Regions from separate parts of the Homo sapiens genome. Here all the other regions are linked to region 1. Evidence: chromatin loops called from intact Hi-C (ENCODE). Cell type or tissue: heart left ventricle. All regions are shown on one strand.

Evidence for each region. Hi-C counts contacts between places; a loop is a spot of excess contacts. Peaks named below come from ENCODE experiments on the same cell type or tissue, not always from the same donor. Only the 100,000 strongest peaks of a DNase experiment are listed, where the experiment ranks them.
Region 2: a loop joins it to region 1, with 4 times the contacts of the local background. A loop is called at or near these places in 38 of 110 quality-filtered maps.
Region 3: it touches region 1 in a loop (9-fold over the local background); 99 of 110 quality-filtered maps call a loop at or near these places.

The regions. Positions count from the first base shown.
Region 1 is chr18:24,356,832-24,364,831 of GRCh38, reverse strand. All of the region lies in intron 4 of OSBPL1A (oxysterol binding protein like 1A), which reads left to right. LOC124904267 (a long non-coding RNA gene) reads right to left here. Exons shown (of 3, transcript XR_007066312.1): 3 at 4,802-4,840. It overlaps LOC124904268 (a long non-coding RNA gene), which reads right to left and starts at 4,756. Exons shown (of 3, transcript XR_007066314.1): 1 at 4,721-4,756; 2 at 3,909-3,983. In heart left ventricle, a CTCF peak has its summit at 4,937 (motif pointing left); no DNase peak of the experiment used is centred here.
Region 2 is chr18:24,729,477-24,737,476 of GRCh38, reverse strand. All of the region lies in intron 2 of LOC105372028 (a long non-coding RNA gene), which reads right to left. Among named protein-coding and RNA genes, the nearest start is that of LINC01915, 110 kb to the right of the region's middle. RefSeq lists an enhancer at 370-539. In heart left ventricle, a CTCF peak has its summit at 3,196 (motif pointing right); no DNase peak of the experiment used is centred here.
Region 3 is chr18:24,484,148-24,492,147 of GRCh38, reverse strand. No RefSeq gene overlaps it. Among named protein-coding and RNA genes, the nearest start is that of HRH4, 28 kb to the right of the region's middle. RefSeq lists a silencer at 108-167. In heart left ventricle, CTCF peaks have their summits at 3,053 (motif pointing right) and 4,311 (motif pointing left); no DNase peak of the experiment used is centred here.

The sequences.
Region 1 (8,000 bases):
CCATGTTGCCCAGGCTGGTCTCCAACTCCTAGGCCACCCACCTCGGTCTCTCAGAGTGTCGGGATTACAGGCATGAGCCACCATTCCTGGCCTGAAGTTTTCAACATAGAGATCTTGCAGTCCTTTTCTTAAATGTATTAACCAGCCTGGCTTTAATCTGTGGAATCTGGACTGAGTCTGGCCAGCTAATATATCTGCTGAGTTAAAAAAAAAAAATTAAAAAAAAATTGTTTGTTTGTTTTAGAGACAAGTCTCACTATATTGCCTAGGCTGGACTTGAACTCCTGAGCTCAAGTGATCTTCCTACCTCAGCCTCTTGAGTAGCTGGGACTGTAGGCATGCACAACTGTGCCTGGCTTTCAGCATAGTATTTTAGGATTCATGCCTGCATCTGTGTAGCCTAGTGGTGAGCCTGTATTTGAGCAGCAGTGGGCTCCATTACTCAATCCCCTTAGGCTTCTGTGCTCTGCCCTGGATCTATGTGTAGGCTGGAGAGTGCTTTCAGAGTCCAGGCATTTCTCGCTTCTTCCTCTGCTCTGACTTTTGCAAGGCCCCCTCTCCTTTCTCCTGCAAATGTGTGGAGTTTCCCAGCAGCCTGGGGTACCTGGGAAGCTCACCTACTCCTACTCCAGTTCTTTTGTTTTCAGGGTTGTCTCATTAAGTTTTAGGCTGTTTTGCCATTTGCCTGTGTGGTAGGCAGAATCATGGCCCTCCAAAGACATCCACATCCTAATCCCCCAAAACTTGTAAATATGTTAGATTACACAGCAAGGGGAAGTTAAAGTTGCAGATGGAGTTGAGATTGCTCATCAGCTAACCTTAAGGTAGGAAAATTATTTTGGATTATCTCGGTGGGCCCATTGTAATCACAGGTGTCCTTAGAAGTGTAAGAGAGGCTGGACACAGTGGCTCACGCCTGTAATCTCAGCACTTTGGGAGGCCAAGGTGGAAGGATCACTTGAGCACGGGAGTTTGAGACCAGCCTGGGCAACATAGGGAGAATCCCATCTCTAAAAAAAAAAAATTGCCTGGTGTGGTGGTGTGCATCTGTAGTCCCAACTGCTCGGGAGGCTGAGGTTGGAGGATCACTTGAGCCGGGGAGGTCGAGGCTGAAGTGAGCCATGATTTCACCACTGCACTCTAGCCTGGGTGACACAGGGAGACCCTATAAGAAAGAAAGAAAGATAGAAAGGAAGGAAGGAAGGGAAAAGAAAAGAAATAGCTGGATGTGGTGGCATACTCCTGTAATCCCAGCTACTCGGGAGGCTGAGGCAGGAGAATCACTTGAACCCAGCAGGCAGAGGTTGCAGTGAGCCAAGATTGTGCCACTGTATTCCAGCCTGGACAACACAGCGAGATTCTATCTCAAAAAAAAAAAAAAAAAGGAAAAAAAGAAAAAGAAAGAAGTGTAATAAGAGGGAAATGTGCTTATGAGAGATTCGTCAGAGAGATACGGTGTTTCTGCCTTAGAAACTGCAGGAAAGGGGGCTGTGAGCCAAGGAAGGTGGACAGTCTCTAGCAACGGGAAAAGCAAGGAAATGAATTCTCCCCTAGAGCCCTTGCAACACCTTGATTTTTCCCAACAAGACCTATTCTGGACTTCTCAAATACAGAACTGTGAGGTAACACATTTCTTTCTGTTGTTTTAAGCCACCGAGTTTGTGGTCATTTGTTATAGCAGCGGTAGAAAGCTAGACACTCTAATAGAAAAAGCAGCCTCATGCTAGCAAGCATGTAGGTGTTCTCATTTGTTTTCTGCTGTATTTGCTACTTTTACTGGGTTTTTGCCTTTTGTTTTAAATCAAGTCATTTCCCTCTGGCAGCAAAACTGCTGGGTTTCACTGCCAGGCCTGCCCTGGTCAGACTTGTTTGGGGAGGTGGGGAGGACTAATAGCCTGTGGCTAGAAAGCTAAAGACTCCCAGTGTTCTTCCTCCAAGTTCCTGCCATTCCTCTGGAGTAACTGCCTCTCAGTTTGTTTCTTTAATGGATATCCAGCACCACAAAATGGTTAGTTTTGACAATTTTGTCCAGCTTTATGCTCATTTTTTCAGGATAACAGTTGTCTTATCCTTTCATAGCTAAAAGTTGCTTTACCCCATATTAATGTTTTTTTGATTATTTAAATGATATGCAAAATTAACTATGACATAGAGTGTATTTCTTGTATATTCTAGTTGTTGACCATAGTCCAACATGATACCTAAAGGTTATTTCGTAAGCACGTGATTGGAAGCTTTATGTGAATTTATCATGAGTTAAAGAACAAATTTATTATTATATTGTTTCACACTTTTCATTATTCTAATGACTAGATTTAACTAACTTTTAATACGTTACCATGAGTCAATTCTGTATGTGCTAAGCATGTTTGAATTAGTACATTTTATACCACTCTTGTCTATTTGTTCATAAATTGATACTTGTGAACCAGATATGGAGTCTTAACTCAAGCTGAGAAAAAAGAACCTTTTATAATAAACAATAAAGGTTGTGGTTAATTTCTATGCTTGACTTTGTGGGGTTTCAAATATGAGCTGCAGATGGCTCGATTTGCCTGACTACGTGAACTACTTGCTGTTTTTTTTTATGGTCTTGCTCATTCTTTTCTATATACCTAAGAAAATTCTATTGTCATCTATTTCTACATGGCCCAGATCTACCCATTCAAAGTGCTACTCAAATGTAATATCCATAAATTCTTTCCTAACATCTTGCAGCTGGAAGGAAACTATACTCTTCCAGGATTCCTGGGCACAGTACAGCACTTTCATTCGTCTTCTACCTTGTATTAGTGTTATTTTTGTCTATGTCTTTTTTTTTTTTTTTTTTTTTTTGAGATGGAGTCTCCCATTGTCACCCAGGCTGGAGTGCAGTGGCACGATCTCACTTCACTGCAATCTCCGCCTCTCGGGTTCAAGTGATTCTCCTGCCTCAGCCTCCTGAGTAGCTGGAATTACAGGCATGTGCCACCATAGTGTGTATTTTTAGTAGAGACAGGGTTTCACCATGTTGGTTGGCCAGGCTGGTCTCAAACTCCTGACCTCAAGTGCTCTCAATCCCAAAGTGCTGGGGTTATAGGAGGGAGCCACTGCACCCAGTCTGTAGTCTGTGTCTTAACTCTGCTACTAAGTTGCATTAATCTTGCTAGCAAGGAATTATCATGTCTTGTTTTTTGTGTCCCCATGAGCACAAGGTAAGTTTTACCTCCCATCTCTGTAATCACCTAGATCAAATAAGTTCATTTATCTATGTTCAGCTCTTTACATATTTGGCCATTTCTGCTATTTTCTTGAACTTTGAACGTGAGACCATGCTAAATTGAGCCTTAGTTTGACATGAGCATCAGCATATATACAGTAAGTCCTCACTTAATGTCAATGATAGATTTTTGGAAACTAACTTTTGGATAAACGATGTATAAGGAAACCAACTTCACCATAGGCCAATGCATATAAACAAGAGTTAAGTTCCTACAGAATAATTATAGTCACAAAAAAACATCACTGCCAGGCATAGTGGCACATGTCTGTAATGCCAGCACTTTGGGGCGCTGAGGCAGGTGGACTGCTTGAGCCCAGGAGTTCAAGACCAGCTTGGGCAACATAGGGAGACCTCACTTCTACAAAATCAAAAATTAGCCAGATGTGGTAGCATGCATCTGTAGTCCCAGCTACTCGGGAGGCTGAAATGGGAGGATCACTTGAGCCCAGGAAGTTGAGGCTGCAGTGAGCCGCAGTTGTGCCACCACACTCCAGCCTGGGCAGCTGAGTGAGACTCTGTGCCAAAAAAGAAAAGAAAATTACCACACTTCTAAATGAAGAGCAAACACTTCTGATATTAAACATTGAAATAAATGTGAGCTATTCATACATTTAGAAACATTAGTAAAAACAAGATAATTATTTACCCATTTATTCCAGTTCAGGTGTGAGGGTGGCTGGAACCTATCCCGGCAGCTCAGGGAGCACAGGGGGATCCAGGCCTGGAGAGGATGCATCTTGTCACAGGGCCACTCACATACACACCCACACTCACACTGGGACAGTTCAGACATGCCTGTTCACTTGCTATGCACATCTTTAGGAGGTGAGAAGAAAACAGAGTACCTGAGATACCCACGCAGACACAAGGACATGTGAACTCCAACAGACATTGGCCCCCTCCAAGAATCGATTTTTTTTTCTTGTGAACATTGCAATGAAATGATGTTGAATGAAATGGTGTTGTTTGAAGATCTGCTGTATTTTGTTATCTGTTGTCTTAGAAAATAACATTTAGCTGAAGTTACATGATTGTGTTATGTAGGAAACATTAAAATTAAAAAATGTATGTGCTCAATATCTAAGCATGACTGAATTGTGCAAAGAGTTTGGTTTCTAATTCTCATGAAAAGAATCAAGTTATCTCATTCCTATGTGATCATTTACCATGAAGATAATTTTAAAATATCTTATGATCCTGTGATTCAGTAAGTAGAATGTTGAGTTGAAAAGGGATTTGGCTTATTATAAAGCACTTTAAACTCTTATCCTCTGGAATATTTAAAAAATGCAGCTCCCCAGCTTGGCACGGTGGCTCATGCCTGTAATCCCAGCACTATGGGAGGCCAAGGCGGGTGGATCACCTGAGGTCAGGACTTCAAGACCAGCCTGGCCAACATGGTGAAACCCTGTCTCTACTAAAAATACAAAAAAATTAGCTGGGCCTGGTGTCGGGTACCTGTAATCCCAGCTACTTCAGGAGGCTGAGGCAGGAGAATCACTTGAACCTGGGAGGCGGAGGTTGCAGTGAGCCGAGATCGCGCCATCGCACTCCAGCCTGGGTGACCACAGCGAAACTCTGTCTCAAACAAAAACAGAACAAACAAAAAAATCATGCAGTTCCCCAGCTCTTGAGGCACCTTTGGGCTTTTCTTGGTACATTAGTGCCCCCTAGTGTTCTTTGGTAAAAATCAGAATACCAGAATTTTAAAATACTGTGTTTAGTATTTGTTCCTTACTTTACTTTCAGATGCAGTTATAAAGTTTTTATGCCTTTTATAATCAATTTAAAATAGGAATATGGTATGTATAATGAATATTTGGATTGTTGCACTGACCTTTTAGCAGAATTGAGAATACTTTTATTTTTTTTTAATTTTTATTTATTTATTTAGATACAGGATCTCACTCTTTCACCCATGCTGGAGTGCAGTGGGGCCCTCATAGCTCACTGCAGCCTTGAACGTCTGGGCACAACAGATCCTTCCACCTAGAACTATACGCGTGCGCCACTGTACCTGGCTAATTTTTAAAAATCTTTTGTAGAGACAGGGTTTCACCGTGTTGCCCAGGCTGGTCTTGAACCTTAAGCGGTCTTCCTACCCCAGCCTCCCAAAGTTCTCGGATCACAGGCATGAGCCACCACGCCCAGCTGAGAATGCTTGTAAAACACATGCTTCCAGAGCCGGGTGTAGTGGCTCACACCTATAATCCCAGCTACACAGGAGGCGAAGGCAGGAGGATCGCTTGAAGTCAGGAGTTAGAGGCCAACCTGGGCAACATAACAAGACCCCCTCTTCCCGCCCCCCACCATATCTCTCTCTTTCTCTCTCTGTCTCTGTCTCTTTCTCTATAGACAGGGTCTCGCTCTGTCGCCAAGGCTGGAGTACAGTGGTGCAATCTCAGCTCACTGCAACCTCCACATCCAGAGCTCAAGTGATCCTCCCACCCTAGCCTCCCCAGGAATTAGGACCACAGGCATGTGCCACTGTACCTGGCTAATTTTCTGTATTTTTTGTAGGGACAGGGTTTTGCCATGTTGCCCAGGCTGGTCTGAAACTCCTGGGCTCAAGTGATCTGCCTGCCTTAGCCTCCCAAAGTGCTGGGGTTATAGGCATGAGCCACCGTGCCCAGCCAAGACCCCATCTCTAAAAAACTCAAAGCTGGATGTATGGCATGTGCTTGTAGTCCCAGCTACTCTGGTGGCTGAGGCAGGAGGATCGCTTGAGCCCCAGGAGTTTGAGGCTACAGTGAGTGAGCTATGATGGCACCACCGCACTCCAGCTTGGATGACAGAGCAAGACCCTGTCTCTAAAATAGTAAATAAACAAATACAATAAATGCTTCCTATGTTCTGTGTCTCAGAAATTCTCTCTATCTCACCTAACATACAGAATATATGTATAATCCTGGGCTTTAGGATTTCCTAGGAGACCATTTCTCATGTTTATGTATTGAAGGCCTACTGTGTTTCAGGCGATGCCCAGACAACTTGACACGTATCGTTTCATTTGATGGAGAATGACTGCCTTGAAATATATACATATAATTTGTTCTAGATCTGTTCTCAGGGAAGCTGAGATGGAGATGAGTGGGCAGCAGGTTTATGGAGTGCTCGTGGCATCACACCTGTGCACGAGGGTGGGGAAGAAGTGGACAGGAGTGGACAAGTCAAGTAGTGCTGCCGGCTCAAGCGATGCCTCAGCCTTTCTGCTGTGTGCGAAGCTTTGCAGAGGAGATGATGCTTCAAAGTTGTCCCTGTTGGGGATGAGCAGCCAGGCCTTTATACACTGGGACAGTCAGTCATGGATACGTGGATACTCTGGAAACCCTCATCCCTGGAGGTCTGAGCCCCTGGATACCATGCCCTTCTTAGGCTGGAGTTGCTGCCCTTGTCCATTTACCATAAAAATTGGACAAGAGAATACCAGGACACACCTGAGTTTCTCATCGTATGCTAAACCTGTTCTTCCACGTACATCCCCAATGTGTACAGCCCTACTTTTTTCTGCTGATCAAGTTCAATTACTTCTGCTAAGATGGTGACTATTCTTGCCTGCTGGTCCTTGGATGCAAGGACCCCAATGTTCAGGCAGCCTTTGGTGCCTTCTAGCATACGAATCAGAGCATTATCTTTAGGTGTGGAATAAGCTGCCCCAAAACCTGTTGAAGCCAACCAGGCACTGTGCTCCCTTCTGTTATGGGAAGTGCAAGATGCAGTAATTTATTCTTCTGAGGAAGTGTCTTGTCATTGCCCAGACCAGTGAACTTCTAAAAATTTACTGACATGGAAAAGCTCCTGAATTCTTCCTAAGTTTTACCTCCCACCCACTGGATCAGATATGTCTTACCAAGGCTTTGAACATCCTAGCCTCGTGGAGAAGAAGCCTCTTCTCCTGGTTCTGTTAGCATGATGTTATGAAAGGAAATTAAATTTTGGGACCCCAAACTCATTTTGCCAAAGGGAAAAATCAAGCTGAGAACTGGGTCATGCAAACCTGCCTCCCCCTTTTGGTTCCTAAATAAGGTGGCTACAAGAGGAAAAGCTACATGCCTCCCCCATATTTTGCTCACAAGGAAATTCCTAGTGAGCAATGCAAAGTGATAGCTTATCTTTACAGGTGCAGTCACCCAGGCCCACCACACGCAAATGCATATCTAATTGTTCCCCTGCCCCATTTTGTCTGTGTTATGTAGAATGCAGATTCCCTACGTTTTTCTTCTGCCCCGTTTATGTCATCTTATGTAAAAACATGCAGATTCATGGAGCCAGACAAAGGCATGACTATCTTTTCCCACCCACCCCCTTACCTGAAAATTGTGTACTTCTCAATATCCTGCCCTTTCCCCTTTAAATTTGAAGCCCTCAAAAATCATCTTCAGAGAAAGATGTCTGTCTCCTGGGTGCGTGTCCTTAACTTTGGCAAATAAATCTAAAATGATTGAGACTTGTCTCATCATTTTTCTTGATTGACAATGTTATTGATAAAGTGGACCAGTGTGATTTGCTGCCAGATTCCCAGATGGCATGAGGCGGAAGCTGTACATGTATACTCTTGTCCATGTGAATCCAAACTGTCTTTGATTTTTTTTCCTAATAGGGATAGAAAAGGTACATTTGCCCTATCGGTTGCTGCTTACCATGTACCTGAGGTGGCAGAGTGGCTATAATTGGGGTCACTATTTGGTTGAGTTTCTGGAAGTTCAGTGTCATCCTCCACATTCCATCTGGGTTTTAT
Region 2 (8,000 bases), 370 kb before region 1:
TCTACTCTTCTGGGCCGAATACTTAAAGGTGTAAATATTAGTATATAAAACTGAGTTTAATGTGTTTTCAAACATAATTTGAAGTGTAATTAGCTTTGTTATTCATATTATCAGGAACCTCAAGCTTTGGTTTCCCAAGAGAAATCTGTGTCCTGCACCCATCATAGTAGGAGCTAACTGGCCCATTCTAATAGTTCCCCTGCCCAAATGCAGAGAAGCATCGAGGGGCAGTTAAAATCATTGGAATTGCTGGCTCAGGCTTCACATGATCAGGATAAACAAACCTCTAGCCAAGCAAGTAAAAAACTTGGTTTGCTTTATTTCTCTGCTTTCCCAAGTCACAGCAGTCAAGTTTTCAAGCCAAGATGCCTCTCAAATACCTTCTGAGGATTTTAACTCTTCTTTTTTCTTTTCCCTGGGGATCCCAAGTATAGTAATTTCATAGTCTGTCTCCAATAGGTACTGTGACATTTTCCCGTTATTATTATTGACACCTAAAAGAACCTATCCTCAAACACATTCATTGTCTTTTCCAGCCAGGGTGTGGGAAATCCATCTGCCACAAGCACAAGTAGAAACTTGTAAAACAGGGCGGTTGCCATAAGGCATAAAGAAACTTATGACAGAATTGGAAGGCAAGAAAGGTTTTGAGACAAAGTCAGTAAACGCCATCTGTGTAGGCCAAGAGTCATTCCAAAATTTGGGAGCCGCTAAGAAAGACAGAGGGAGACGAGGACAAGAGCGGGGGAGAAGCTTAGGAATCAGGCCGTGTGCTCTTAAGGGGGACTGAGAAATCATCAATTTCTTCCACACAGTTGGCTGATCAACTAGAAGGAGAGTAGGTCAGCCACAAGCCATCCCTTTAATACTCTCACTTAAGTCACTCAAGAACTCAAAACGCACAATTTGTGCCCTGTGGAAGGAATCTTTCGCCTTGTCCTTTCTTCTGCCATTAGACAAAAAGTGTGTGAAACCCTTATTGACACAGGAATTAAGTTATCATGATTTTGGAGAACTTTAAAATGGCCTGGGAGAATTCTCAATGCTGAAAGCCTCATTTCCACTAATCCCCTACATTTCCTTCTTTTATTGGCATTTTCCTGGCTACCTCACTCCTATTCCTTCCCTGTTTTATTTCTTCTTTTCCTATCGGAAGTGTTATAGATCACCTCTGGGCAGCCCTTACATCTGACCCTTCTATGGCAACATGCTCATGCTGAGCTTCAGCAAGAATGGGCCAATAAACACACACAGCACACACACAACACACACACACAAACACACATACAACACACACACAAGCACACATACAACACACACACACAACACACACAACACACACAACACAAAAAACACATACAACACACACAACACACACACACAACACACTCAACACACACAAAAACACATATACAACACACATACAACACACAAACGCATACAACACACACAAACACATACAACACATACAAACACACACAATACACGCAAACACACATACAACACACACAAGCACATACAACACACACGAACATACATACAACACGCACAACACACAAAAAACACACATGCAACACCCACATAGCCCAAACATACAAAAAACATACAACACAAAAAAACACACACATACCCACAACACAAAAAACACAAACACACACATACAACACACACAACACACATACAACACACACATACCCACAACACAAAAACACACAAACACACAAAACACACACAACAAACACACAAAAAACACAATACACACAGCACACAAAATGCACACAAACACACAAATGACACACAAACACACACACAACACACACAACGCACAAAAACACACATACACACACAAAAAAATACATACAACACAAAAAAACACATAACACACAAAACACACACATACTACACATATACAACACACAAAAACACATACAACACACGCACAGCTCACACACAAAACACACACACAACACAACACGCATGTACTTCTGCCTTTTATGCCCTCAACCCAAACCTGCTTCAACAGACAACTACAGAGATCTTATTGCTGATTCTCAGTGAAGAGGGGACAGAGAGCCTTCCTCCCAACTAGCCTTCAGCCCTGGACACCAGCCTGTCTACAAGAGTAGCAGTAGCAGAAGCTCACCTGTGTGAGTTCCAACTGGGCCCCAGGCAAGGTGCACTGGTGACCCTGCATTGTTGCATATATTTAAAATGCATTACAACATCCCAAGAAAAAAAGCACTTATTATGGACCCCGTCCTGCAGTTGATGAATGTGGAACTCCAGGCAGTTAATGCATTTGCCCAAGGTCTCGGAGCTAGCAAGTGGTGAGGTGGAATTAGAACCCAGGTCTGTGTAACTCCCTAGCATGAATTCTTTACTTCCAAGCTGCCTTTGCCTTTATTCCGTAAGCAGCAGCCCTGGGAACACCCAGGAAAGAGCCAGGTTGAGGCATGTTTGGGGGCAATGGCATCTTTTTGATAGAAACAAGAAGATTGAGGGTGCGGTGCTGGACGTTCCCACGGACAACGGGCCTGACAGGGCTCATTCATCATGGCCAAGCCAGGTGACAGTGGGGTTCCACCTCACCTCCATTTAACACTATGGGAGGTTACACATTAGAGATTTGGAATCACAAAACTCCCCAGCCCCTGATAAGCCCAGCCAAGCACATAGTTTGCAGGTTATGTAAGCATGTAGAACAACTTCAGACCAGAGTTGTTTTCTTCTCCAACCCCTCCCTCCTCTGCTTTAAATAAGGTCAAAATGAAGTTATTTCATCCAAAAACTGTAAAAATAAAATACTAAATGTCAAGCAACTTAGGCATTTTAAAGTAACAGATTATATTCTGCATTAATCCACAGGGCTGTCTTACAAAGAGAAGCTCTTCTCTTCCCTATCACTATTTTCTCACACTGTTCTCCCAGTTACTATTATGGCTCACCCCACACTCAAATGGTAACATTTAAATTGATCAAGCATAGAAACAGACATCATCTCAGTCCCAAGAATCTCCCCCACCTAAGTCAGAGACAGCCGCTGAAAATGAGCTGCTGGAAGGCTCGCGGTGGCGATTCTGCACTGCCTCTTTCTTTTGTGCATTGTCTAAAGTGCATGCACACCTTTCAGTGCAGACAAAACGGTCTTCTTTATCTATAAAGGAGCCACTTAGATCAACCAGACTGGCCACAGGATGTCACTGTTACTCCACACACACACACAATAGCAAGTGCGCGTTTCCACCAGGGGTTGGATCTGGCCCGGGACCTGGGCTCCCCTCAGCCCTGCCTGTCACAGAATTGTCATCCCTTCAGGTGGCACACCACAAGCCAGCAGCGCGTGCCCTGTAAAAGCCATGTAGCCTGACCCATTGTCTCAATATTCGCATTGTTCTGTATCAAAGGGGACAGGAAGAGAAAGAGAAGCGAAAAGAAGAAAAGGATCAGCGTGGTCCCTCACATCACGGGTTCTCCAAGAGTTGGACTTTGAACATTTGATGACCTTGGATAGAGCCCAGGTCCTTTTCATATATTTTATAGTGTTATATAAGGATAAGAACATCTTTTGCTTATCTTTATTTTCTAAAATTTCTGGAAAGAATATGGAATACTTAAGCTGTTCTTAAGCTGTCTTAACTCTTCATGCGGATGCTGCTTTTCATTGGAGCCTGAGATGAGGCCAACAATGGTTAAATGCTTTCCTTTTATCCCAACAAAGCACCTGCCTCTTCCCACCACCCATTCCTCAAATGTCTCCTAGACTCAGGGGCAAGCCAAAGTCCAGGAAGAATGCATGCTCTGCAGCTGGCAAGCAAATGCCACTTCAGAGTTGGCATCATGGAACTCTTATCAGGGAACATGCCAGTAGCCCCTGCTGGAGCAGGAGAGTCACCTCGTATTCATGGCTGGCAGCTATTCTTCCTTCCCTGCTAGAGCCCCTCAGAGGGATGGTTTTCTATTTATTTTATTTTATTTTTGAGACAGAGTCTCGCCATGTCACCCAGGCTGGAGTGCAGTGGCGTGATCTCGGCTCACTGCAACCTCCACCTCCTGGGTTCAAGCGATTCTCCTGCCTCAGCCTCCGGAGTAGCTGGGACTACAGGCGCATGCCACCACGCCCAGCTAACTTTTTGTATTTTTAGTAGAGATGGGGTTTCACCGTGTTAGCCAGGATGGTCTCAATCTCCTGACCTTGTGATCCACCTGCCTCGGCCTCCCAAAGTGCTAGGATTACAGGCGTCAGCCACTACGCCTGGCCAGAGGGATGGTTTTCTTTCCATGGCTCCTCCATAGTCTAATTCCCCTTTGCCCCCATTTTCTACCATTATCCTCAGTGTATACTCTACAAAGTCATTGGCACAAAATGGTTAAAGCTAGAATCATAGATTACCACAGCCAGTGAGAAGGGGTGTTTTGGGTAGCCAGGGAGACATTTAACAATGCAGCATAAAAGGTAATCACAGAACAAAGGTACTTTGACTCATAAAGATGGGGAAAACCTTTTGCCTTAAAAAAGTGACTATAATAAAGCCTGGAAGTAGCTTTCATTTCAATGGAAGTTACAGCAGTTGAAACCTCCCTGCCACATGTCAGCATTACTTTAGCTACACCATAGCAGCAAAAAGAATTAAAACAAATAAAGCAGATAGTTTCTTGCAGAATGAGCATTTAAGAAAGGAAACTGATTGTTCCAGCATTTGCAAGGATCTGTGCAGTAGCTAAGAACTTGAGCTACGTAAATACAGTTGATGGAAGCTTTGTTAATCTCCACACTGTCTCTCTGCATATTGATATCAGTATAGGAAAACAGTTAGTTATTTTGACTGGAAGTGGCTTGGATCAGTGTGAGGAGTTGACCACCTCGAGATCTAGGAGAAACTCGGTAGGCTAAAGGGAACCAAATAAAACACAAAGAAAATCCAGACCAGGACAATTGCCTTAACTATACTTGCCTTAGGATTTGAGCAATTCCCTAATGGTAATGGTTTGAAATAAATGCCAGAATAAAATCTGTCCAATAATTGCTTTTATTTCACATTCATATGGCAATTTTTTTGTATCTACATTGCATTAAATACAAAGACAATGATGAACAAGGTAGCATATTCCCTGCCCTCAAGAGGTTAATTAGAGAGACAGACAAAAATGCACTAATACAGTGTAGGAGGGACTGTGTGTAATAGAGTCTGGCTGGCCTGTGTCCCCAGATCCTGGGAGCTAACCTCTAAACCCTTGGGATTCTGAGTGATTGGAATGTTTGTTATTCATGATGCACCCCTCAGACCACACCTGCAGCTGACACTAACAAGATGACTCAGGACTGGGGCTGGCCACGCCAAAAAGACCAACGGTATGATTAGAAGGTTGGTGCATGAGTCTTAAGATATCAGCCTGACCTTCAGGGAAAGGATGAGGCCTGGAGACTGAGTTCAGCTGCCTGCCAATGAGCGAATCAATCAGTGTATGTAATGAAGCCTCAGTTAACACTCTGGAAGCTGAGCTTGGGAGATCTTCCCTGCTCGGCAATACTCTCTGTGCATTGTTACTCATTGCTGGGAAGGTAACACATCCCTGAGGACACTGGAAGCTTCAAGTTTGGAAACCTCCCAGACTTCTTCCTGGTTAAATACGGCGTTTTCAGGGATTTCTGTGAGTCTCTCTAATGAATCATCAAGACTGGGGGGGCCTTGAGGGGTGGAGACCCCTAAATTTGTAGCCAGCTGGTCTAAAGTGAGGGTACCCCCAAAGACCCCCAAACTTATGGCTGATGTCAGAAGCCTTGGGCAGACTTCTATCTGTACTGAGGACTGTGCTCCATCTAAAAGTTTGGTCTGACTCTGGATGGGCTGGAACAAAGGAAATTTGGGGTGCTTGAGGCACATGAAGGAGGCATTTGATCCAGACTGTGGGTGGTGGGGAAGAAACGCCTGGAAAGTCTTTCTGGAAAAATTATCTCTGGCACCTGGAGGAAGGATGATTAAGCATTTGAGCTCAAAGTAACCCTTGAGAAAAGCAGACTCAATCCCAAAGAGGATGTTTCATTCTCAACAAAGCGCTGTCTTTGTTTCAAACACCAAGTCATAGAAATACTTCTGGTTTTGCTCAGGAAGTTTCCCTGTCCACAGTGTGCCCAGCCAACCGCTAAAGAAGGAGTTCAGTCTCCCAGAGAGGACAGAATAGACAAACAACTAACCACACCCCAAAATGACGCTGTGACAGAGCAGGGGTGAGCTGCAGGTTACGCACAGGAATCAAGGTGAAGACAGGCTCACCCAGTCACACCCTAAACTACTCCTCTCGTGGAAGGAAGGGTTTATTAATTTCCCTTTGCAGAGAGAAGTTACTAGGCACTGAAAATTTCTAAAATGTATTCAAAGTAAACAGTAAGTTCTTAATACAGGGGGTCAGGCCATCAAAGTACTATATGGCAATGATTGTCCTCGATTACCTTTCCTGAGGGCTCTCATCCATGAGGTGCTTCTTGAGTAAATGCACAGTTTCTCCCTTCCCCCACTGCCAGTCCAGATATACTCTCCTCCACAAGCTGGTAAACATTCAAAGGAGAAAGTGACTGAAGAGACTAGGAGGAAGTGTAGACCCTGGATGGAGTGCTTCGGCACTGCATGCACTGCTCCATACTGAAGGATCTATTTATGTGTGAATTTATCACCTCAGTCTTACTCTACATGAGAGCAGAGACCATTGTACCCTCAGCCTCCAGCACTCTGGCAAGGCAGTTACTCAGTAAATGTCTGTTCAATCAAATGAAGTTAAATAATAACTCTAAGCAGAAAATAAACCTCTAGTAATATCGTTTCTGATTTCTGAACATGGTCCTGTTTTGAGTTAACTCCCATTGGAGCAGGACACTCCAGTGAGTCTCCTTCCTCCTCCCCAACCCCATCACAAGCCCACCTGCCGTTGCTGAAATGAGTGACTGCCTGCTCAATCTCCAGATGCCCACATGAGGGGAAACACTTACATCATCCCTTTTCTCCTCCTCATCTGCAATTTGTCCCTCATCTTCATTCAATTATTCAACAAATATTCACTGAGCACCTGGATCTACTTGCTGGGAACATAGCTGGGAATAACCCCATCCTAACAGAGCTTGCCTTCTTCCGGAGAAAACAGTATAAATAAGTAGCATACGGAGTATATTAAACAATAATAAATGCAAAGGGCATAAAGCAGAGATAGTGGCAAGGACACAATTGGTGGTGAGGGGTGCAATTTTAGAATAGCCAGAGGAGGGCCACGCATTGGAGCAAAGAGCTGCAGGAGGTGGGGCGTGAGCGACATGGACTCCAAGGAAAGAGCATCCATGCAGAGGACCCAGTCAGTGCACAGATGCGGGGCGAGAGCATGCCTAGCATAAAGAAAAGCAGAGAGATCAATGCAGCAGAAACAGAATGAGGAGATGAGAGCAGAGAGGAAACAGAGGCAGCTAAGAGTACAATGTAGCAGATTTTACTCTGAATGACATAGACAGCCATCAGAAGGGTTTTCAGCAGAGTGCTATGATCTGATGTGTTTTAACAGGATCATGTAAGCTGCTGGGCTGAGAGGGATCGGAGGCAGCAAGGGAGACTGGCTAGGGGCTACTGTAGATGTCCAAGCAACAGATGTGGACAGCTGAGACCAAGGTAGCAGCAGGGAAAGTAAAGAAAATGATCAAAACCTGGGTATAATTGGAAGGTGGAGATGACCAGATTTGGTGACAGATCAGATACGGGATGTGAGAGAGAGCAGTCAAAGACGGCTCCAAGGTTTGGCCCAAGCTGCCAGAAAGAAGCCACTTTTTGAGATGAAAGATGAAGAAGGCTAGGAAAGAGCAGACATGGGAGGAAAATATCTGGAGCTTAGTTTGGGGATTACTAACTTTGCGATTCCTGTCAGGCATCCAAATGTTTCCTCCTCCTGATGAGGAGGCAATAATTATATGCATATATATTTATAAATATATATATATATATATATATATATATAGTGTGTGTGTG
Region 3 (8,000 bases), 130 kb before region 1:
TGAAGAAGCAGAGCAGCTGTGCAGAGCGGAGCTGGAGTGGGGGGCTGTGGTTTTATCACCTTTCATTTCCTGTCTCAGTTCTGATATGGCTTTAGACGTTTCACATGCAAGTGTGAAAACTAGCATGTGCTTTGCAGAAGGAATCAGCCAAGCGCCCCGCTAACCCTGATCAATGCCCTGGTAACTTCTAGAACCAATCAGTCAAGCTACATGCATGGGTTTTAAACTATTCTCATCCCCTCTCCCCTGTTTACAGCCATGTTATTTATCCACGCAATCCCGGAAGTAATTGGAATATAGAAGCTCGAGTGGGTTCTATGCCCTCTCCATTTCCTCTGGACGTACTAATTATCCATGTTATACCCGCTTGCTTCTTACCATGGGTAATAAGGGTTATCACTGACGCTGTTAGTTAAGCTAATAGACATTGCCCAGATATCCCAGACCTCATTAGGTATTTAAGATACCTATATGTTTTTTATATTTTTATATATATTTCAAATACCTATATTTATTTTATATTTGTATGCATTTTAAATACCTAATGAGGTATTTAAAATACATAAATGTATGTAAATATATGTATTTAAATAAATACATATATGTATATATAAAATACATATATGTATATATAAAATACATATATGTATTTAAATAAATAAATATATGTATATATAAAATACATATATGTATTAATATATGTATATATAAATACATATATGTATTAATATATGTATATATAAATACATATATGTAATTTAATATACGTATATATAAATACATATATGTTTTTATATGTATATAAATACATATATGTATTTTAATATACGTATATATAAAAACATATATGTACTTAAATATACATGTATTTAAAATACAGATATATGTATTTAAATATACATGTATTTAAAATACAGATATATGTATTTTAAATATACATGTATTTAAAATACAGATATATGTATTTAAATATACATGTATTTAAAATACAGATATATGTATTTAAAATACAGATATATGTATTTAAATATATATGTATTTAAAATATGTATATATACACATATAGACAGAGATTTAATTTTTTAAAAGCAAACAAAATTACAATGAATTAAGCCCATTTTGTCGGATTTCCAGACGTTGACCTTCTTGTATCTCTCCTGTCATTTCTGACAGTTCCCAAAGAGAGGCCCTTGCACACGTCCATAAACCAGTCTGTCAAAGGAAATCAGCCTGAAGCAGCCACCCTCTTTTGAGTCGTGGCTCTGGTTGTCACTTGCCCTTGTCCACCACGTGGACCTTCTGGGTGGGAAGCCTCAGCGCTTCCAGTGCCCATCTGGAGAATGCAGTGGTTATGCAGGCCTCCAGATGACACGTTTCTTCCATGGGAGCTCCACATTCCATCTGGGTTGTCAAAATGCTGGGTTCCTTGCATCATGGACAAAAATGACTTCCTCTCTGGCTCTGTATCACATTGTGACATCTGGTCACTAAGGCAGCTCTGTTATGCCAAGAGAATCACAAAGTGTCTTTTGAAAGGTTTTATCAACTTTTGTGTTTATAAAATAATTCATAACTTCTGGTCATCATTCCTCTATCCAGAGGAGTTCAAATATAAGCCAGGAAGATAATTACATTATACACTGCTTTCTTTTTCTTCCTCTTTCTTCCCAGCTCCTTTTTCCCCACTTTTATTCCCCGATTTTCTTCTCCAAAATATTTTTCTTTCTCTTTCCCAAGTTACAGAACAAAATCTCATAAGATTTTAGTATACAAAACACATATTGATAGAGATGGAATGAACGTATTAACTCTATTAACACTATCTGGGACTGTCCCTAGTCAGTTGCAATTTTTAATAAATCTAAAAAGCCAAGCTGGGCATGGTGGCTCACGCCGGTAATCCCAGCACTTTGGGAGGCCACTGTGGGTGGATCACCTGAGGTCAGGAATTCGAGACCAGCCTGGCCAACATGGTGAAACCCTGTCTTTACTAAAAATACAAAAATTAGCTGGGCGTGGTGGCACGTGCCTGTAATCCCAGCTACTCAGGAGGCGGAGGCAGGAGAATCACTTGAACCTGGGAGGTGGAGGTTGCATTGAGCCAAGGTCGAACCACTGCACTCCAGCCTGGGTGACAGAGTGAGAGTCTGTCTAAAAAAAGAGAAATAGGCTTATTTTGTGAATTATAAATAATGCCTACATCATGAAATAGATCAATCCTGAAAATTTGACCTTAGAACAATTTTCACCAAAACATACATTATTTCCCCCATTAGCATCTATTATATTATCAAAGACAGAGTTTCATAAAAGCAAAAATTTGAGTGTAACAGATGACCCAATTTAAATAATATAAAATATGTGGGGTAAGATAAAGATTTGATGGGGAAGGGGTACCATATGTCTTTATGTGAAGGAATGGCACAAATGTAAAAGGTTAAGTAGATGTTTTGGTACAACTTATAGAAACAGTAAACGTCACCCCAACATGCACATGCTGCCTCAGTGACCAAGAAGGAAGTCACCCCATGGCTAAAGATAACGACTTAAAATGTGTAATGAGAGGCCGGGCGCAGTGGCTCATGCCTGTAATCCCAACGCTTTGGGAGGCCAAGGTGGGCGGATCACTTGAGCTCAGGAGTTGGAGACCAGACTGGGCAACATGGTGAAGCCCCGTCTCTACAAAACACACACACACACACACACACACATACACACAAATTAGTCAGGCGTGGTGGTACATGCCTGTAGCTTCAGTTGCTCGGGGGGCTGAGATGGGAGAATCACTTGAGCACGGGAGGTGGAGGCTACAATGAGCTGAGATTGTGCCACTGCATTCCAGCCTGGGCAACAGAGCGAGGCCCTGTCTCAAAATAAATAAATAAATAAAATGTGAATTAGATTCATGGAAAATGGTGTAATATGAAATTAGAAACTATTTTTGTAATAAAAATCGTATCACTGTTTATACCCTGATCATTTAATTACAAAAGAAGCTCTGTTGCTTCTTTTGGGGTTGGGCATTAACTGGAACTGAGCTACAATACCAACTATAGCCAGTAGATGGTGCTTTCGTAAAGGAAAAAAAGAATAGAAGTTGAAAATTCTGCTTCTGGGGAGATATTTGAAGTTAGAGATCTTGAATTTACTGGATACTTAACATGTGGTTTTTACTAAGAAATAGACAGCTACTTTGAGAGCTCACTGGGAACTGGGGATGTAAGAGTAGATATAAGAGAAATGCCAACAGAAGAATTGTTTAGGAAAGATGGACATAGGTTTGTGAATGGGTAAGATAAGAAGTACCTTTTTTCAGTGGATTTTGAGGAAGTAAGATTTTTTTAAAGTTGTGGAGGTCCTGGAGTGTGGCTATTTTTAAAAAGCCAAAAGCTTTTAGTTGGGGCACAGTGGCTCATGTCTGTAATCCCAGCACTTTGGGAGGCCAAGGTGGGGTGGATCGCCTGAGGTCAGGAGTTCGAGACCAGCCTGGCCAATATGGTGAAACCCCATCTCTACCAAAAATACAAAAATTAGCCGAGCATGGTGGCGGGCTGTAATCCCAGCTACTCAGGAAGTTGAGGCAGGAGAATCGCTTGAACCTGGGAGGTGGAGGTTGCAGTGAGCCAAGATCATGCCACTGCACTCTAGCCTAGGTGACAGAGCAAGACTTCATCAAAAAAAAAAAAAAAAAGCCGGTAGTTTTTAATATTGTTAGGAAAGATTCAGGAATGACACTAATGACATAGATACAGAAAAAACTTTTCTACTTACCTTATAGTCTCAGGGGATTTTAAGGGATTCTTGAAGAAGTGATTCTGGTTTGTAATGTCACAGGGCAGCGAGGTGTGTGTGTGTGTGTGTGTGTGTGTGTGTGTAATGTGGATAGGAGGTGGATGGGGTGGGTTGTGTGGTGTGTGGAGTGGATATTGGGGGTGGATATGTGTGGGTTGGTGTGGGCCTGTGTCTGTGTGGATGAACAGAAGTGTGTCACGCGTGGAGAGGGCAGGTGTGGGGGTGGATGCAGCGAAGTGCGTGTGTGTGCACGTATGCCCTCATGTGAGCACCTGGGGCAGCCTTACCTTCTAGCAGGGGAGAAGGAGAAGTCATTGTTTTATCATTTTTTAGGGCGTTTATGTAGCCTTAACTGATTTTCTGAGTTTAATTTAATACAAAATATTGAGAAGTGAGTGGGGTGCTGTGATCAGACTGCTTTACATTGTAACACAAAACAACCCTACCCGTGTACTCAGTAGCTGCACAGACAGAACCAGAACAGAGAAAAACTATGTGGAGCTACTGACATCTGGTGGACAACACAGAGACTGCTGACATGGATGGGGGAAAGACCTAACTTCGGGATTTTGTTGATTTAGATTTGCTTTTTAGTTTTGGTCCTGTTTGTTTGGGGTTTGTTTGTTTGTTTGTTTGTTTGTTGTTTTTTCTTTTTTGAGACAGAATCTCTCTCTGTGGTGCAGGCGGGAGTGCAGTGGGGTGATCTCAGCTCACTGCAGCCTCGACCTCCTAGGCTCAAATGATCCTCCCACTTCAGCCTCCTGAGTAGCTGGGACTACAGGTGCTCACCACCACGCACGGCTAATTTTTGTTCACCATGTTGCCCAGGCTGGTCTCCAACTCATGACCTCAAGTGATCCACCCACCTTGGCCTCCCAAAGTGCTGGGATTACAGGCGTGAGCCACCACGCCCAGGCGATTTGTTTTGTTTTGATTTGATTTGATTCAGTTTTTTGTTTGGTCCACTTACCAGTCACCTCTTTCTACATGCTCTGTCTTATTAACTTCCCTATGTGAGAATGGTGTGAACAGAGCCCCCTGAGAGTCGAGAGACAGTGTGGGATGAAGCTTCAGCACCTGGACTCAAGTTTCAGATCCCTGAATTCAAGTTCTGGCTTCAGCACCTGCTGATTGTGCTGCCGGAGGCAAGTCAACTACTCTCTTCATCCATTTGTTTCTAAGGAATGAGGCCATTCATCCCTGTGCTGGTGGAGTAAGTACCGTACCTAAATTTCTGCATTACCATTATCCATGCAAATCCTATTTCAGCCTTCTCCAGTCAAAGCCTTGTCTATACAATGTCCAAGACATCAGCTACACAGCCTTGCTGTGGAAGGACTGGGTTGCCTGAAAAGATACAGGGCCAAGCAGGGCTGCTCTGCAGTGGGGCAGCTGTACAGCACTGCCCTCTCTTGCGTCCCTACAAATAGTACTATAAAAGAAGCAATTAATCAAGCTATGTCACTTCACTGCGGCGCACATTCATGCTCACGTTCCTGTTGACTCCGTGCCAGGCGATCTCTAACTCCTTGAAGGCAAGGGCTCTGCCTACCCCGTCCCCTAGTAACCACTCCATGCTATGAACCTGGCTAGGGGCTATCGTCTCAAAGCATCAGGGATTTTCCTCAGTCTCGAGAATGGGCTAGAAGAATATGGCCTTCAGAACTTCAGATCATCCATGTGACGCTAAATGGAAAAAAAATACAAAATAAGAATTGTACTCACACCAACTTGATTCCAGAAATGAGAGGCCAGGAAACGTAGAACCTGCAACCACCCATCTAACTGGGCCATGACCCAGATGGCCTACATTGGAGGCAAGGAAACAGGAAAGACAGAGTAATAATTTTAAAAACATTTGTTTCCAGTTATCTAAGAAGAAACTGGTAAGTGTCTTCCTATGGAGGAAAAAGCATATCTTTTTTTTTTACATCTTTATCTTGCCTATTGGAAAGTTTCAGTAAGGGTGAATATCAGAAAAATGTTCACAGTTACCCTAAACTTATTTTGCAGGTTGTTTTCTTTTATGATCAACTGTGAAATTTAGTAAGAGAGCAGAGAACAGGCGGTTTGGAAATTTGAAATAAGAGATAAAGCCGACTCCTTCTACTAATCCTTTCACAAGAGCTACTAATCTTTAACCAAATGGGCTGGTTCTCTTTAAGGTCCCCTTTCTTCTTTTATTCCCTCACAGAAGTAGAAGCATGTGAAGAAATGACTATGAACATAAGCAAGGAGAAATGCATTTTTTAAAAAGGCACTATTTAATACAAAGTGCATAAGCAGTCCTTAGGTTGCAGTATATGACTCAAGGTGGAAACTTGAAGAGACTGAATGAGGTAATTCAGGGAAAGATGCTCATAGCTAAGAACAGCCTGTTTTTCCCTGCGATGCCCTTCCTCTTCCATTCTCACAGTACAATTTTACTCTCTTGGGTGCCTCTATCCTACTATTGTTATGTTGTGTAGTTTACGATATTTCAAAATCAATTATCTTTACCACTAAATCATTTCTCAATGAATATTGAGAAATAGTCATGACCTTAAAAAAAAGTTGGTTCTCTTGCATGATAATGTTCAGTAGCTTCTGTCTTAGCTATCACACAAGAATAAGCAATGTAAATATCTGCTTCTCTTTTCTACTCAACTTTCGGAGGCTGTTTAATACACACCAGGGTAACTGCTTGACATGTCAGTTAGCTATTGCTGAATAGCAAACACTCCCAGAATGTAGTCTTATCATTGCTCAGGAGTCTCTGGGTCAGCTGGGTGATTCTTCTTGTCTAGGCCATGCTAGGCTTCCTTCAGCTGATCTCATTTTGCCTGGGATTGCCCACGCATCTTCAATCAGCTGCTGAGTTAGCCTGAGTGAGGCTGGCTGGTCTTAGATGGCCTCACCTAAGACACCTTGATTCTGCTCCACGTGGTCTCTCATCCTCCAGGAGTCTAGCCTGGGACATGTTCACCTGGCAGCTGGGAAAACTGCCAAGAGATAGAACAGATGGGCACAGGCTTCTTGAGGCTAGGCTTGGAACTGGCAAGGTGTCATTTTCACTGCCTGTTGACAGCAGTCTGTTGGCCAAAGCAAGTCACTCTTGATGGAAGAAGCTACGAAGTCAGAATGCAAAGGGTGGGGATACAGTCATAGTGCAAAGGCTGTGGAAGGTCTGCACATTGTGGAAGGTCTGCACAATGTGTACAAGGAAGACAATCAGATCTTCACGACAGCTCCAATTTTTGAATAACCCTCAGAGTAGACATTTATTATCTCTACCTCCTCTTTTGTTTTTTCTTTCTCACTCTGTCACACAGGCTGGAGTGCACTGGTGCAATCATGGCTCACTGCAGCCTAAGACCTCCCAGGCTCAAGCAGTCCTCTCATCTCAGCCTCCCGAGTAGCTGGGATCACAGGCACACACCACCAGGCCCAGCTAATTTGTTTGCAGAGATGGGGTTCTGCTATATTGCCCAGACTGTCTACCTTCTTCTTCTGGTAACCGTACACCCCTTCATTTGAGGAAATTGTTCCTCCCTCTTCTGCTCACCTGGTTTGAAAAGAGCAGATCCTACTTCCCTGCCAGGAAGAGGAACTGACATAGGTGGGCAGTCCTGGCATCCACCCTCCCCTCTAGAGACTGGTTCAGTGACATGCACAAGATACCAGCTGGGCACTCTATTGATTTTTTCCAGCATTTTTTTCTCAGTGTTACTAGGAGAGACCCTTTTTCTATCCGATTAAGAGGAACACAGGCATCCATCGTTCCAGCCCTGTGCAGAAGGCAGTCTGAGAAAATGAAGTTGTTGGAATCTCTGGCTTTGGCCTTCCCTGGGGTCAGCTCCCACCACTGTCTTTATGTACTTTGGTTGTAAAAGCCAATTAGCTCACTTTTGCCCAGGTGGTTCAAATTGTGTTTCTATCATTTGTATCCAAGAGAATCCTAATTGATGAACCCCCGAGAACATAAAATTTCCAACAGAAAAGGCAATGTTTGTACTTTCCGGGGTACTCACTAAAATAATTTCATGAATCACTTTCTTTTTACTTGTAGAGTAGGGGTTGCAATCTGGATGTCAAAAGGGAGAAACCGGCACATGAAAAGGCCTAAATGAGGAAAGTGGAACCCTGGGGGCTGACGGGTGTCTCTGTCCACTACCGGATTCAGCAAATTGTTTTCTTGAGAGAATGTGGGCCCAATATCACTGAATCTT